Regions from separate parts of the Homo sapiens genome. Here region 2 is linked to region 1. Evidence: read pairs that join two places in POLR2A ChIA-PET (ENCODE). Cell type or tissue: CD4-positive, alpha-beta T cell. All regions are shown on one strand.

Region 1 (5,000 bases):
AACACAAAAAAGTAGCCGGATGTGGTGGTGTACGCCTGTAATCCCAGCTACTCGGGAGGCTGAGGCAGGAGAATCACATGAACCTGGGAGGTGGAGGTTGTGGTGAGCTGAGATCACGCCATTGCATTCCAACCTGGGCAACAGTGCGAGACTCCGTCTCAAAAAAAAGGGCAAATAATAACCAAAACTAAAAAATCCAGTACTCAGTGCTGGTGAGGATATGATGAAACAGGCACCCCACAGGAATAATAAAATAATACATTAATATGTATTTCTAAATGGCAATCTGGCAATATAGTCACAAGTCATAAACTGCTCACACTCACTAAGTTCCATATGTAGAATCTAGTCTCAGGAAATACTAAAAAAATAGGGAGTTGGAAATAAGTATCCAACATTAAGGTTTTGGATCACAGTGAGGTATCATCTCACACTAATCAGAATGGCTATTATTAAAAAGTCAAAAAATAAGAGGTAGCGAGGTTGTGGAGTAAAGAGAATGTTTATACACTGCTGGTGGGAATGTTTAGTTCAGTCATTATGGAAAGCAGTTTGGAGATTTTCAAATAACTTAGAACTACCACCTGAATCAGCAATCCCATTACTGGGTATATACCCAGAGGAATATATCATTCCCCCCAAAACACAAATACACACGTATGTTTACTGCAGCACTATTCACAATGGCAAAGACATGGAATCAACCTAGATGTCCATCAATGGTAGACCGGATAAAAGAAATATGGTACATATACACCATGGAATACTACACAGCCATAAAAAGGAATGAAATCATGTACTTTGCAACAACACAGATACAGCCAGAGACCAGGAAAAGAAAACTAAATACTGCATGTTTTCACTTATAAGTGAAGCTAAACATTGAGTACACATGGCTGCAAAGAGTGGAACAATACACATCAGGGCTTACTTGAGGGTGGAGTGTGGGAGAAGGGCGAGGATCAAAAACTACCCACTGGGGCTAGGCTTGGTGGCTCATGCCTATAATCCCAGCACTTTGGGAGGCCGAGGTGGGTGGATCACTTGAGGTCAGGAGTTTGAGACCAGCCTGGCCAACATGGTGAAACCCCATCTCTACTAAAAATACAAAAATTAGTCAGGTATGGTGGTGCATACTTGTAATCCCAGCTACCCAGGAGGCTGAGGTATGAGAATCACTTGAACGGAGGTTGCGGTGAGCCAAGATCATCACTTTAGCCTGGGCGACAGAGCGAGATCCTGTCTCCAAAACAAAACAGAACCTATCCATTGGGTACTATGCTCACTGCTGCCTGGGTGATGAAATCATTTATACACCAAACCCCAGCAACATGTAATTTACCCATGTAGCAAACCTGAACATGTATCCCTTGAACCTAAAATAAAAGTTAAAAGAAGAAAAAAAAATTAAGGTTTTGGATAACTAACTTATGTTACATTCACTCAATAGAATATTACATAACCATTAAAGTTTCTGTTTTCAGAGTATGTAATGGCATGGGAATGCTTATTTTGGCTCATACATTTAAAAAGGCAAGATACAAAAGAATATATACAGTGTAGTATTTTGCAACTATGCAGTGATAGCAGGCTGAAAAAGGGCACCCCAAAAGATATCCATGTCCTAATTCCTAGAACTTATGAACATTACTTTGTATGAGAAACAAAATAAACAAGCAAGCAAACAAACAAAAAATCAAAATCCAACTCCAAAGAGTCTTTGCAGGTATGATCAAGGATTTTGAGGCCAGGTGTGGTGGCTCACACCTGTTATCTCAGCACTTTGGGAGGCCGAGGAGGGTGGATCGCTTGAACTCAAGAGTTTGAGACCAGCCTGGGCAACACGGTGAAACCCTGTCTCCATAAAAAATACAAAAAATTGCCAGGGATGGTGGTGGGCGCATGTAGTCCCAGCTACTTGGGAGGCTGCAGTGAAAGGATCATTTGAGCCTTGGACGCAGATGTTGTAGTGAGCCGAGATTATGCCATTGCACTCCAGCCTGGGTGACAGAGCAAGACTCTGTCTAGGAAAAAAAAAAAAAGGATATGGAGATGGAGAGGTTATCCTGGACTGTTCATGTGGGCCCTAAATGCCATTGCAAATGTCATAATAAGAGAGAAACAGAAGGCCGCTCATGCCTGTAATCCCAGCACTTTGGGAGGCTGAGGTGGGTGGATCGTCTGAGGTCAGGAGTTCCAGACCAGCCTGGCCAACATGGTGAAACCCCATTTCTACTAAAAATACAAAAATTAGCTGGGCATGATGGCTGCATCTATAGTCCCAGCTGCTTGGGAGGCTGAGATAGGAGAATCCCTGGAACCCAGGAGGTGGAGGTTTCAGTGAGCCGAGATCATGCCATTGCACTCCTAGTTGGGCAACAAGAGTGAAACTCCGTCTCAAAAAACAAACAAACAAACTATATATATATATATATATATATATATATATATATATATATATATAGGGAGAGAGAGAGAGAGAGAGAGAGAGAGAGAGAGAGAGAGAGAGAGAAACAGAAGAGATTCCCTGCAGCCTGTCTCATCTTATGCACACACACACACACACACACACACACACACAGAGACAGACATGCACACACACACTACATGAGAAAGCAATGTGAAGAAGGAACAGAGAGAAATTTGTAGATATTGGCTTCGACACAAGTCAATGTCAGCAACCACTAGAAGCTGGAAGAAGCAAGGAAGGGGTATTCCCTAACAGTCTCAAGGGGGGTGTGGCCCGGCTAACACCTTGATTTTGGCCCAGTGATAACAATTTTGGACTTCTGGCCTCCAGAACTGTAAGAGAATAAACTTCTGTTGTGTTAAACCACCAAGTTTGTGATAATTTGTTACAGCAGCCACAGGAAACTAATATAGCAGTATTCCTGTTATTACTGTCAAACAACAAACAACTTCAAACTTAATGTCACACAACAACCATCTCATTATGTTCATGGATTCTGTGCGACAAGAATTCAGATAGGGTATGTAAGAATGACTTGTCTCCATGCTACAGCGTCTGGAGCCTCAGTTAGGAAGAATTGAATGGCTGGGGCTGAAATCACCTAGAGGGTTCTTTACTGGTATCTGGGCTAAAACAAAGTTGAAATTTGAGCTTACTTTGGGTTGTTAACCAGAGTTCCTCCTCATTTGGCTTGGGCTTCCATAGGGTTGTGGCTTCTAACATTAGTGGTTCAGCGCTCCGAGAGTCAGTGTTCCCTGTAGGCAGGATGGAAGCTATATGTACTATTCTGACCTAGCTTCAGAAATCACATGGTGTCACTTCCACCACCACTTTCGGTTGGTTGAAGAAGTGACAGGCCCTCCCAGGTTTGAGAGGGGGAGACATAAAGCCACCACTCCATGGGAGGAATATAAAAAAATTTGCAGCTGTGTTTCAAACTTCCAGTTTGCCGCATGTGCACAAATTATTTACGTTCTTCCACATCCAAGCTCTTTCCTCCCAAAGTTTCATCTCATTAAAGCACCGGGCTTATGCTCAAGGTACAGGGTCTCATGATATAAATCAGGTCCAGGTGCAGATTAGGCTCCTTCAGTTAAGTTGCTTGAATATGGTCCTCTTGATCTGAAAACGTATGAAATAAGGTTTTCTGCCACTCTTCCCCCAAATAAGCCCAACACAAAGTGATATAGGTATAGGATAATGTGTATAAATACCCTTGTTCTAAAGTGTGGAAAATGGAAACAAGTAACAATCATTGGTTTATGTTAATTCTGAAACCTATCTGAGCATATGTTGCCCATGTATTGGTTAGGGCCCAGTCCTGCTTGTTGCAAAGTACTCTCCGGAAATTTTTCCTCTGCTTTGTAGGTCTTTATTCCCATTTTCTGAGTTATCCTTTCTTCTCCATAAAAAGTAGCCTGTGTCTGGCTGGGCACGGTGGCTTCCACCTGTAATCCCAGAACTTTGGGAGGCCGAGGCAGGTGGATCATGAGGTCAGGATTTCAAGGCCAGCCTGGCCAAGATGGTGAAACCCCATCTCTACTAAAAATACAAAAATTAGCCGGGCATGGTGGCGGGTGCCTGTAATCCCAGCTACTCAGGAGGCTGAGGCAGAGAATTGCTTGAACCTGGGAGACGGACATTGCAGTGAGCCGAGATTGTGCCACTGCACTCCAGCCTGGGTGACACAGCAAGACTCCATCTCAAAACAAACAAACAAACAAACAAACAAACAAACAAACAAAAAGTAGCCTGCGCAGTTTCAGCCTGCTTTCTGACTAGAAGTCTGGGGAGCCTTATTTTATTTTGTACTATCTGTTCCTTTTGAACAAAGCTAATATAATTCCTTTAACATCTTTGTGGGTTTCTTATGTATCAGTTTATAAACTCCATGCCATTAGATAAGGCTACACCCACAAATCTCTTTGTGATAAGCTCTTCTCTACCTTGAGCTCCCCATGAAGCTGTAGTGCAACAATGCCTGCAAGATTTTCAGAAGCCCTACTGTTAGACAGAGGCTGTTTGAAAGGCTTCCGTAGAATCCTTAGGAGGCCTTTTGTCTACTTGAAAGAGTCTACAAAGGACCACCTTATACCTTTCTTAGATCTCAACAAGGAGCTTTAAAGTCATATGTTTGTCTTCATTTTTATTATGAGAACACATTTTCTTGACTGTATCCTAGATTTGATCTTCCCTAGAGGTCTTTTCTTGCCTTGAGAATCTCCTGCTGGATAAATTCAGCTGAAAGCCCTCTATGTGTCCTCTTAATTTGACGTGAAAGCTGATCATCATATTTTTTTATTTCATCTTCATCATTTCAGATTTTACACAGGCAGCTATAAGAAGCTGGTGGCACCTTTAGTATCCTGCCCAGAAATCTCCTTGGCTGGACTACTTGAGCTTATTAAGTACGCTTCCGGTTTTCCGTATTATCTCAGATGACAGTGTTGCCAAATTTTCTGCCAATATATAATAAACATTTTATTTTCTCCAGCTTCAAATACTATTTTTTCTCACTTTATTCAAATAC
Region 2 (5,000 bases), 820 kb after region 1:
AGAATGAGCTTATATGGCAAGCCAAATGTGATAGAGAAATTTTAGAAATTGAACTGCTTTTGATCAAAACGCTTTCTTTTATGCTACCTTTCTCCAAATTCTGTCCTATAAGTTGTTAGTAACCCTATAGAGAGAGCTTCTTTAGTCTTTTTCATTTATAGGGCAGTCACACATTTCAGTCATAATGTGTGACTAATTAAACATTTATTTTTCACAGGGTCTGGCTCTGTGACCCAGGCTGGAGTGCAGTGGCCTGATCATAGCTCACTGCAGCCTTGAACTCCTGGGCTGAAGCCATCCTCCTGCCTCAGGCTCTCAAGTAGCTAGGACTACAGGCATGTACCACCTAATGGGCATGCCCAGCTGATGTTTTTATTTTATTTATTTAGAGATGGGATTTCACTGTGTTGCCCAGGCTGGTCTCAAGTTCCTGGGCTCACGTGATCCTATTGCCTTGACCTCCCAAAGGGTTGGGATTACAGGCACAAGCCACCACTCCCAGCCCCAAATATTGCTTTATAAATTAGAATAAAATTAGGACATTTTTCTGAATATAATTTTTTTTTACATTTCTATATGTAGTATTTAAGAAAACTGTTGGTGATTATTAGTGAAATAGTGGTCTGAATGAAACCTGCTTTGGTATGGGCTGAGAGTTTCCGATCAGATTGATTTAGCTCCAGGTATTTCTCCCATTATTGTAGAATTTTTTTTTTTTTTTTTTTTTGAGACAGAGTCTTGCTCTGTCGCAGGCTGGAGCGCAGTGGCGCGATATTGGCTCACTGCAAGCTCCGCCCTCCCAGGTTCATGCCATTCTCCTACCTCAGCCCCACCGGTAGCTGGGACTGCAGGTGCCCGCCACCACACCCGGCTAATTTTTGTATTTTTTAGTGGAGACGGGGTTTCACCATGTTAGCCAGGATGGTATTGTAGATGTTTACTAGCAAAGCTTTTTACGTAATTTAGATGATAATTTATATTCTGGGAAGAGTAGACTACTTTGAAGTAATACTATTCTTGTTAAACTATGTTATAAAGGATCCTGAGATCAGTCTAAGCATGTGCACACCCATTCTAAAATTTTTATAGAAATAACAGAAAGATGTCATGTGAGTGTGGTGAGTGTGGTGTTTGCGTTAAGTTTATTGAACTGGAATAGAGCTAGAGGATAGACTGTGTTATTAATAGATCAGATATTTTTGAGGATTCCTAGAGGATTGCAAGATAGTAAATAGGATTAGAGAGACAACAGCTAGTAGAAAAAGTTACAGCAGGAGAGAGAATAATTAATAAGTGTTAGTTAACAGCTGACCCTGGGCTTCTTGAGAGAGCCCTGGTGGAAGCTTGAGTTTGGAATCAACAGTTCATAGTAGGAGCATGGCTGTGTTGCCATCACCATGGTAATTAAAGAAGTTCATTCAGAATAGCTGGCTCAATGGAGCCTCCTTTCTGTCCCCTTCAGAGTGGCTGGTTTGCCAGGCTTTCACCTTTAGGATAAGGCTAGAGTCATGGTCTTGCCAGAAAGTGGGTGATCTTTTGTCTGAGGAGTGCGTGAGAGTGGAGAGAGCAGAGAAGAGCTCATACATAGCACTTTGGTTTTTACAGCAGACACAGGACAAGGACATTCCTATTCTGAGTACTGCTCTTCTTGTTAACGTGCCCACCAGCTCCTCACACACATAGAACTTGAAACCAACGATCTTTTAGGACAGCCAGACCTACGCAAATGCAGAGGAAACCCTCTTGAGATACTTACACTAACCATCTTTCATTCACAAAGCCGTACAGCCAACCAGGGATTTCCAGACACTTGAGGACAACCAAGAGATTGGAACATGGAAGAGTCTCCTTCGAGGGGCAGTAATTTAATGAGTGAGGGCTATATTTCTGTTCCTTTGCTTTTTCTTTTTCTTTTCTTTTTTTTTGCCTTCCTGTACTGCTTTTTATTGGAATGATATTTTATGTTTTGCTAGTAACCTATACATTTTTTAACATGTGTAACTAAAATTTTCTTGTTTGAAGTTACTAACATTTCTACTGGCCCCTCTCTACTTCATAAGCCAATCTCCTTTGCACACATTAGCTACCCTTCAAGTATCTACTCTTTCTAGTTAATTGCTTTTTGAATACACCAAAGATAAAGCATGGAAGATATAATTATAGAAGCTAATGTAAATGTTATAATCCCTGAATATATGAGTAAGTGGCTGGGAGGTGGAGGAAATGAGGGATAGCAGGAAAGGTGAATGTGCTTATTTCCTTTTGTTTCATAGCCCGGATTTCTTACGTGCTATATGAGAATTGGTAAATCTAGCTAAAGATTTAGATGTAGAACCAGTAGAAGCACTAGAACAATACTCTACCCAGTGACACGTAATAAAAATTAGGAGGTGGCCTGTGGAAGGAGAGTTGGGAGGTAGTGTGTGTGTCAATTTCTCTTCTTGCAAAAGCACAGAATTAAGAGCTGTTGACTGAGGCATGCAATATATTATTTAAAGTTATGATAATCATTATTAAGAACTAAAACCGTTAATGGGTATTGTCTCCAGGGAAATGAACCTTAAGAGAGGGAGTGGTGAATAATACTTTGAGTTTTACACCCTCTTTACAGTTTGAATTATTTTTAGATTGTGAACTTAGAGTACTTATAAAATAAAAGGTTTTATACAAAGCATATGAAAGGGATTTGGTGCTTGTTCTGATATTTTAACTGTCCATAGGAAGCTAACCTCAGACTTTTACATAGGTTAAAGAGTGGTCTCTTTTCCATTTACATAGTGGCTTTCAAAACCAAGTGTACTTGAACAAGGTACTTCACTCTACTGGGGCAAGTTTCCATCACGTTGCTCACTTTGGTAAAATGATTACTTAGAAAAATCCAAATGACTCATGTTTCTAGTCATACCTTTACATAATGCTTTACGTTTTACAGCACTTTCACATTCACTATTTGATTTCTGTAACCCCGAGGTAGGCAGAGTAGGTATTTTCCTGTATGATATGGTGAGGAAACTAAGACTGAGAAAGTGACTCACCCAGAGTCACGTGGTTTGAGAAGTGGTGGTGGAGCTCACTGCTCACCCTCTCACCAGGAGGGTTTCACACCTGTGCAGCCTTCTGGCCTGCTATGGCTAAAGTGTCTCTTACCAGTTCTTACCTTTCTTCTTTGTAATGTACCCACACTCAAGTTCCCATATTGACTGCTTCCTGCATTCTGAATTTGTATTCAAATTGTGTTTAACATATGTAAATCTGTGCTTATTTTAAAAAATGAATTTTACTGCATTTTGAAAATGCCACACATAAACTTTGAGTGTCATTCAGCTCTTGTTATTTCTATAGCTGCACAACACTATTCCTTCCTTACTTTCATGAACTGATCTTTTCATCCAGAATTTTTCTGACACCCTTGTTTTTAAGCGTCACGGCTTGCTGAAGCAAAGTGGTGGAATTTAAATGTTGTTGCCTTCAAGAATTAGCTAATCTTTTGGACTTGTGATACTTGTGTAATCTTTTTGGACTTGTGATTTGACCTCATTTGATCCCTGCAGAAATGGTTCTCATCCAGGAAATTTGAGATTTCAACAAGTGACTCACTGAAAAAACCACGTTAGTCGTGGGGAAGTAAGCGTGCTCAGCTCTTGTTTTGGGACCCCAGTGTGATACCGTTGATACGATTGATTTAATAATACCTTTGACTAGTCATTCCAGTGTCTGGAATTCCTCAGGGATGGTTTCTGTCAAATTCTTTTTTCCTGCAAATACACCATATTTTCCTTTTTTTTTTTTTTTGGCATGTTTTGTGATTTTTTTTGTGTGTGTGTGAGAACTGAACAGTTTGAATGTTGTAATGTGGTGACTCTGAAAATCAGATTCTCCACCTCCTCAGTGATTGCTTTTTTGAGGCTTGCAGTCATCCATTTGTATAATGACTTTTCTAAACCAGTTTTGCAAAGTCTGTATTCCTTGTTGTGTGTGGTCACTGAAGTTTCTGTCTTACTATCTCTGGACAGCTATGACTTGATAGAGATTTAGTATAATGTCTGGATCCCCATCCCCCTCAATAAAGGGAAAAAAACAAGAAAGGTTGCAGCCTAAGGGGACAGAAACAAAAGCAAGAATCTGTGCTGTTTCCCCAGGCTACTGCCAGAACTGAGCAAAATGCACAATCCTAAATTGTTGAGGGCAAGGTTCCCGCTGCCAGCCCTGTTACTAGGCAGCTGCTCTAGGAGGTGGTCCTGTGCCCGCCTCTGGGGATGCTGAGGAGTAGGGAATAGTAGCTGGTTTGCATGCTGTGCTCTCTTCTCCCTTCATCAACTACTGCCCTGGGTGTTTAATGTCTGATTAGGTTCTAAGGTTCAGAATAGTTGATTCTGATGTATTTTTCAGCTTAATGGTTTTGGTGGAAGGACTAACCCTGGGAGCTTTCTACTCTGCCATTTTTCATGTTGGTCACTCCACTCGTATGTTTTGGATGTGACCGTGCTTCATGCCAGTTGGCAGCCAGTTCTTTTCTACTTCCCCACCATTTATCAAAGAGTGGTGCTTTCTTGTTGTTGAAAAGACCGAAACTACATTAATGGAATAAAGTTCTTTGCAGCATTTCTCTAACATCCTTCACAAAAATTATGCATACATTTATTTTTATTTGCTATTATTATTATTAAGAGATAGGGTCTCACTCTGTCGCCCAGGTCATAGTTCACTGCAGCCTCGAACTCCTGGGCTTAATGATCCTCCTGCCTCAGCCTCCCGAACAGCTGGGACTACAGGCGTGCTCCACAACATCCTCTGTAGAGACAGAGTCTTGCTATGTTGCCCAGCCTTCTCTAGAACTCCGGGCCTTAAGCAGTCCTCCTGCTCTGACTTCCCAAAGTGCTGGTATTATGGGCATGAACCACTGCACCTGGCCTACGCATAGCTTTAGAGTGACACTGTCATTTTATGAGCTGTTGATGGTGTGGTTACTAAGAATGGTTTTTATTTTTGCAGAACTTAAA

The links. Peaks named below come from ENCODE experiments on the same cell type or tissue, not always from the same donor. Only the 100,000 strongest peaks of a DNase experiment are listed, where the experiment ranks them.
Region 2: POLR2A ChIA-PET joins it to region 1 with 5 read pairs; 2 of 35 experiments call an interaction of 5 or more read pairs at or near these places.

The regions. Positions count from the first base shown.
Region 1 is chr13:27,945,937-27,950,936 of GRCh38, reverse strand. No RefSeq gene overlaps it. Among named protein-coding and RNA genes, the nearest start is that of LINC00543, 5.1 kb to the left of the region's middle. In CD4-positive, alpha-beta T cell, no CTCF peak of the experiment used is centred here; no DNase peak of the experiment used is centred here; H3K27me3 peaks cover 979 bases.
Region 2 is chr13:27,129,354-27,134,353 of GRCh38, reverse strand. The region is part of intron 1 of USP12 (ubiquitin specific peptidase 12); the gene reads left to right. The region is part of intron 1 of USP12-AS1 (USP12 antisense RNA 1); the gene reads right to left. Among named protein-coding and RNA genes, the nearest start is that of USP12-AS1, 6.3 kb to the right of the region's middle. RefSeq lists a silencer at 3,134-3,183 and an enhancer at 3,214-3,283. In CD4-positive, alpha-beta T cell, no CTCF peak of the experiment used is centred here; DNase peaks (open chromatin) are centred at 3,023 and 3,573; H3K27ac peaks cover 581 bases.